Regions from separate parts of the Homo sapiens genome. Here region 1 is linked to region 2. A link is a contact called in ENCODE Hi-C or POLR2A ChIA-PET data. All regions are on one chromosome and are shown on one strand. Each heading gives the region's core, a stretch centred on a gene start or an enhancer-like site at or near the end of the contact. The rest is flanking DNA. Distances are from core to core; before and after follow the strand shown. Region 1 overlaps CLSTN1 (calsyntenin 1). Region 2 holds the start of PIK3CD-AS2 (PIK3CD antisense RNA 2).

The links. A loop is a pair of places that touch in the nucleus more often than their neighbours do. ChIA-PET counts read pairs that join two places held with the same protein, here RNA polymerase II (POLR2A). Pooled maps may share reads with other maps.
Region 1: a loop to region 2 is called in a pooled map, with 4 times the contacts of the local background. The contact joins the enhancer-like site here to the promoter of PIK3CD-AS2 in region 2. A Hi-C loop is called at or near these places in 4 of 50 pooled maps. POLR2A ChIA-PET finds 5 or more read pairs at or near these places in 4 of 52 experiments (AG04450, OCI-LY7, Panc1 and 1 more).

Annotation. Positions count from the first base shown.
Region 1 is chr1:9,786,035-9,789,229 of GRCh38, reverse strand. All of the region lies in intron 1 of CLSTN1 (calsyntenin 1), which reads left to right. Among named protein-coding and RNA genes, the nearest start is that of CLSTN1, 36 kb to the left of the region's middle. RefSeq lists enhancers at 1-772, 2,406-2,906. Within about 2 kb of position 1,374, at least 7 of the 41 ENCODE cell types and tissues checked have a DNase peak (open chromatin) inside an H3K27ac peak, as active enhancers do; they include OCI-LY7, where a contact is called at or near this core.
Region 2 is chr1:9,685,893-9,688,916 of GRCh38, reverse strand. It overlaps PIK3CD-AS2 (PIK3CD antisense RNA 2), which reads left to right and starts at 1,343. Exons shown (of 2, transcript NR_126367.1): 1 at 1,343-1,582. The region is part of intron 1 of PIK3CD (phosphatidylinositol-4,5-bisphosphate 3-kinase catalytic subunit delta); the gene reads right to left. RefSeq lists silencers at 709-903, 1,229-1,368 and an enhancer at 1,419-1,588.

The sequences.
Region 1 (3,195 bases), core at 125-2,624, 100 kb before region 2:
ACCCTAAAGATAGAATCACCGTATGATCCAGCAGTCCGCCTTCTGGGCATATTCACAAAAGATTAGAAAACAGGGCCTTGAGGTATTTGTACACCAGCATTAGCAGCATTGTTCACAATGGCCAAAAGGTGGAAGCAACCCAGCGTCTGTTAACCAGGGAATGGATAAGCAAAACATGGTATCCTTCTAACGGAACATCATCCAGCCTCGAAAAGGAATTCCAACGCATGCCACAGCAGGGGGGCACCTCGAGGACATTATGCTAATGAAGCCAGTTACAAAAGGATAAGTGTGGTGTGATCCCACTCATATGAGGTACTAGAATAGTCAAATTCCTTTTGTTTTTTTTTTTTTTTTTTTTTGAGACGGAGTCTCGCTCTGTCGCCCAGCTTGGAGTGCAGTGGCGTGATCTTGGCTCACTGCAAGCTCCGCCTCCCGGGTTCACGCCATTCTCCTGCCTCAGCCTCCTGAGGAGCTGGGACTGCAGGCACCCGCCACCACGCCTGGCAAATGTTTTGCATTTTTTAGTAGAGATGGGGTTTCAAAGTGTTAGCCAGGATGGTCTCGATCTCCTGACCTCATGATCCGCCTGCCTCGGCCTCCCAAAGTGCTGGGATTACAGGCGTGAGCCACTGCGCCCGGCCTCAAATTCCTTTTTTTTTTGGAAACAGTCTCACTCTGTCACCCAGGCTGGAGTACAGTGGCATGATCTCAGCTCACTGCAACCTCCGCCTCCTGGGTTCAAGCGATTGTCCTGCCTCAGTCTCCCAAGTGACTGGAATTAGCATGGACTACCATGCCCAGCTAATTTTTGTATTTTTAGTAGAGATGGGGTTTCACCATGTTGGCCAGGCTGGTTTCAAACTCCCAACCTCAGGTGATCCACCCATGTCGGCCTCCCAAAGTGCTAGGATTACAGGCATGAGCTACCGCATCTGGCCTAGAATGGTCAAATTCTTTATTTTTATTTTTTTGAGACAGGGTCTCACTCTGTCATGCAGGCTGGAGTGCAGTGGCACCATCTTGGCGTACTGCAGCCTCGACCTCCCAGGCTCAGGTGATCCTCCCACCTCACCCTCCCAAGTAGGCGGGACTACAAGTGTGGCACCACCATGCCTGGCTAATTTTTGTATTTTTTGTAGAGACGGGGTCTCGCCAGGTTGGCCGGGCTGATCTTGAACTCCTGAACTCAAGCGATCCACCTTCCTCAGCTTCCTAAAGTGCTGGGATTACAGGTTTGAGCCACCACGCCGGACCCTTAGTCAAATAGTCAAATTCACAGAGACAGAAAATAGAATGGTGGCTGCCAGGGGCTGGGGGAGGGGAAATAGGAAGTTAGTATTTAGTGGGTGCAGAGTTTCAGTTTTGCAAGATGAAAGAAGTTCTAGAGACGGGTAGTGGTGGTGACGGTTGGATGACAGTGTGAATGTACTTAATGCTATTGGCCTGTACACTTAAAAATGGTTAAGATGGTAAATTTTTATACTGTGTATTTTCCCACATTAAAAAAACTTGTTTGGAATTTGGAGGAAAAATTAGAAGGCTCACGCCTGTAATCCCAGCACTTTGGGAGGCCAAGGCAGGTGGATCACGAGGTCAGGAGATCGAGACCATCCTGGCTAACATGGTGAAACCCCGTCTCTCTAAAAACACAAAAAATTAGCCGGGCACGGTGGCAGGTGCCTGTAGTCCCAGCTACCCGGGAGGCTGAGGCAGGAGAATGGCGTGAACCCGGGAGGCGGAGCTTGCAGTGAGCCGAGATCACACCACTGCACTCCAGGCTGGGCGACAGAGTGAGACTCCGTCTCAAAAAAAAAAAAAAAAAAATTAGAAGGCTCACTTTAAGCTTTCAAAAGTTGCAATTGTAGGAAGTGAGGATTACTTTGCAGGTTCTGTTTCAAATTCATATTTTTATCAACCATAACACAAGCTCTGAGAGGGCAGGGGCTGTTTTACTCACCATTATTTTCTTGGTACCTAGAAGACTACCTGGGCCTCGAGAAAGACGGATGGATGGATGGAAGAAGGGGGAAACAGAAGCCCCTTCTTCTGGATTCTCCTGCCCTGTCATTCCTCCTTAGCTCTCAGTTCTAGTTGGGGACAGCCCCATCTCCGTGTGCGGGAGATACCTAGACTCTAAACTGCAGTCTCAGCCCAGCCCCTTCCCCTTCTCTTCTCACCCCTGCAGCCACCTCTTCACCCCCAACTTCGTTCTTGGGACTCTCCTGGCATCCTACCCTGAGGCTCATGTGCAGGGTCTGGTCCCCTTGCTTCCTTCTTAGTGTTCAGGGTGGGATGTGCACCAGGGAGAAGGACATAGGGGTTCCTCCTCCATCTGTTCCTGCTCATTCCCTGGTCTTTTCTCATGATGCCACCATGCATGCCTTGCGCTCCCCAACACGAGGAGCCCGATGTAGCTCTCAGGCCCTGTGAGCTGGGTAGTGGTGAGCCCATGCCCAGCCATAGACCGCCTGGTGGCGGACAGGCAGGTGTCCCAGCCTGTGAGCAAGAGAGTGGATCCAGATGTGCAGAGCTTGCAAACAGCTCTCACCTTTGTTTTTTTTTTTTTTTTTTTTTTTTTGAGACGGAGTCTCACTCTTGTCAGCCAGGCTGCAGTGGAGTGCAATAGCACAATCTCAGCTCACTGCAACCTCCACCTCCCGGGTCCAAGCAATTCTCCTGCCTCAGTCTCCTGAGTAGCTGGGATTACAGGTGCCCACCACCACACCTGGCTAATTTTTAGTGTTTTTAGTAGAGACGGGGTTTCGCCATGTTGGCCAGGCTGGTTTCGAACTCCTGACTTCAGGTGATCAGCCTGCCTCGGCCTCCCAAAGTGCTGGGATTACAGGCATGAGCCACCGCGCCCAGCCTCACCTTTCGTAGAACAGCTGCATTGTGTGTAACAGTATGTGGTGGTATGATGCTTGTCCTGGGAAAAGTGAATAAATGCAGGGAAAGTTTCACTGTACTATTAAAAAACTCAATTGTTCTGTTAGCTTAAGAATTTATTTGACACTTAATGTGTGTGTTTTTTGTTTGTTTGAGGCAGGTCTCGCTCTGTCACCCAGTCTGGAGTGCAGTGGTGTGATCTCAGCTCACTGCAACCTCCACCTCCCAGGCTCAAGCGATTCTCATGCCTCAGCCTCCCGAGTAGCTGGGAGGTCCCAAGTAGCTCCCAAGTGTACCACCATGCCT
Region 2 (3,024 bases), core at 94-2,593:
AACGGGCGGTGTGCGTGCAGTAACAACACCGAGACAATCCTTGTCCCGCACTTAAAAAAAACTCTGGGCGCTCCAGTGTTTTTGTTTTTGAGACAGGGTCTTGCTCTGTTGCCCTGGCTGGGGTGCAGTGGTGCGATCATAGCTCACTGTAGCCTCTACCTCTCTGGCTCAATCGATCCTCTCACCCCAGCCTCCCGTGTAGCTGAGACCTCAAGTGCGCACCACCTCACTCAGCTAATTTTTTAAAATTTTTTGTAGAGGCGGGGGTCTAACTATGTTGCCTACGCTGGTCTCGAACTCCTGGGCTCAAGCCATCCTACCGCGTCAGCCTCCCAAAGTGCTCGGCCAGGCGCTCCAGTTTTTATCCAGGCATCTACACTGTAAGATAGATGTTGTTCTCCCTTGGTTGTAAGTGGGGAAGCCGAAGCTAGGCGGGCAGGGACTCTCACCCTCACGTACTCACACAAACACTGTCTGCACAGCCTCTTGGGCAGAGCTAGCGCTGGCACCAGTTTAGTTTGGTGCTGAAACCATACCCCTCTTGCTCTGCAAGAGCCCATCTCCCCTTAGAATATTCTTTCGGGTCCACAGCCCAAGACAAACCTTTGCCACAGGGGAACGCAGAGGAGGAAGCGGGGTGCGAGCACCAGAATCAGCCCTGGCGTGTCCCGCGGGGTGGTAGAAGGTGGTTTGAAGAACACTCCTTGGTGGTCCTAATTGCTGCACGTGAGGTCAAGGCAGGGCCGCCCATCCCAGGCAGATGAGCTCCAGGAGCCTTCCTCGTGCCTGAGAAGACGGCAAGGAGAAAACACTGCCGGCTGGAAGCCCTCGAGAATCTCGAAGAAGCCCAGAATGAAAGGACCAGGCGGCCGGGACTCGGAGCTCCCTAGCCAGGGCGCGCGCAGCCAGGCCTGACGCTTCCCTCCGCCCTCGGCGGCCTCTGCGTCCTCCCAGCACCCGGCAGCCTTGCCAGGGGTCCCGGATGCCCAGAGCACCCCCCAAGGAGGAGAGAGAAGAGAGGGAGTCCAGGATGAGAAGACGGGGGGCCAGGGTGGGAGGGGACACTCCTCTTCCCTGGCCGTCCCTAGAAGTCACACACAGACATTCACTCAAAAAGACACGCATGCAGATGCGCACACACAGACACAGGCGCAATCATGTAAACGGACACACAGAGACCACAGACGCTCGTGCTCATACACGCGCTCTCGCTCTTCACACCCTGCACCAGGTGGGCACTCACCCGCCCGCACCCTGGCTGTGCTTTCACAGATCCCGGGAGAGGGCGGAGCCCGGGCCGGGGGCTGGAGACCGCCCCCGGCCCCGCCCCCACGCCCTCCCATCTCTCCCTCCTTCCTGCCGTCCCCCGCCTGAGGGAGGGGAGCGGTGCAGCAGACATCCGAGGGCAGCTGGGACCCCCTGACTCAGCCGACGGGTGAGTCAGGCTCCCTGCAGGCCACACCGGACCCCCCCAGGGCGGGGATTTCCCCAAGATGAGAAATCAGCCACCGGAAGTCACGCCGGACCTTGGACGGGCAGACAGAGGCTGGGAGGAGTTCTGGGTGCAGAGCCCCCCAACCTGGTAAGTACAATGATCCCAGGGCTAGGACACCAACGAGATTTTCCAAAGGGCAGACGAGCTTCAGCGGTTCCTCCACCCCCATTCCCCACGTGTGGGAGCCCTCCTCCCTAGCGGCCCCGTCCTGCAATCGTCCCCCTGCGCGAAGACTTCCGTTTATCTCCAGCATGGATGGAGGGAAAGTCAAGCTCAAACACAAGGTCCCCATCAGCAATGGAACCCAATGATCCGCTGGGGGTTCAAATTGGGGGTGTCAGGCACGGGTGTCTCTGGAGCCCAGAGAAAAATCCAAGATTCTTTGAAATGGCAAAAGCCCCCAAAAGTGACTTTCTTGTATTGCCACGATGAACTGGAACTGCCCTGACAAACTCTAAAAAGATAGAGACCTTAATAAATTGTGTAGAGAAGAATTAAAAGAGTGAATACAGATGCATGGAAAATCTCTAGAACAGTGCCTGGCACTCATATTAAGTATTGGCTCTCACACATGGATAACAGACACAAGGAGACCAAGTGACTTGCCCCAGGTGGCACAACTAGTTAGTGGCAGAGATGGAGGAAAAACCAGTCTCTGATTCTTTGTTCACAGCTCAGGTACCTTCAGTCCTTTCTGAAATTAAGTGAGAGTATAAATAAAGTCATTTAGTGGATAAATGAATTTTACCACTGTTAAATATCAGAGTAGACCTGGCACAGTGGCTCACGCCTGTAGTCCCAGCACTTTGGGAGGCCAGGGCAGGAGGATCACTTGAGCCCAGGAGTTCAAGACCAGCCTGGGCCACACAGTGAGACCCCCGTCTCTATTTTAAAAAGAAAAGAAAAATCAGAGTAAATTAAGGCGGGCACGGTGGCTCACGCCTGTAATCTCAGCACTTTGCGAGGCCGAGGTGGGAGGATCATTTAAGGCCAGGAGTTTAAGAACAACCTGGGCAAAACAGTGAGACCTCGTCTCTACTAAAAAAAAAAAAAAAAGAAAATTAGCCTGGCATGGTGGCATTTGCCTGTAGTCCTAGCTACTTAGGAGGCCAAGGGAGAAGGATTGCTTGGCCCAGAAGTCTGCGGTGAGCTATGATGGAGCCAAGAAATTAGATTCCTGCTCCTCTACTTGCTACTAAAAGGGCCAATCCTCTTGTTAAATCCCAAAACATAAGGCAGGAAACCAAATGAGCCTCTGCTCCCACTCATTGGAGCCCTTGTTCCCTTCAAGGAGCCCTAGAAGATGGAAGAGTATTTGCTGCATCAGTCACTTCTCCCTCTCCTGACACTTTGTGATGTGTGATTTCATCACACTTTTGCTGTGATGAAATCTCAGCTTCTCCCAAATGCTCACCAATATCCTAGCCTCCAACCTGGCTGGAATTCTGCTATTCTCTTTCTAACTCAAATTGGCATTCAGCATTTCTAGGTGTGGTCAGGTAAGACACCACTGCTGAGTGGGGACAAGA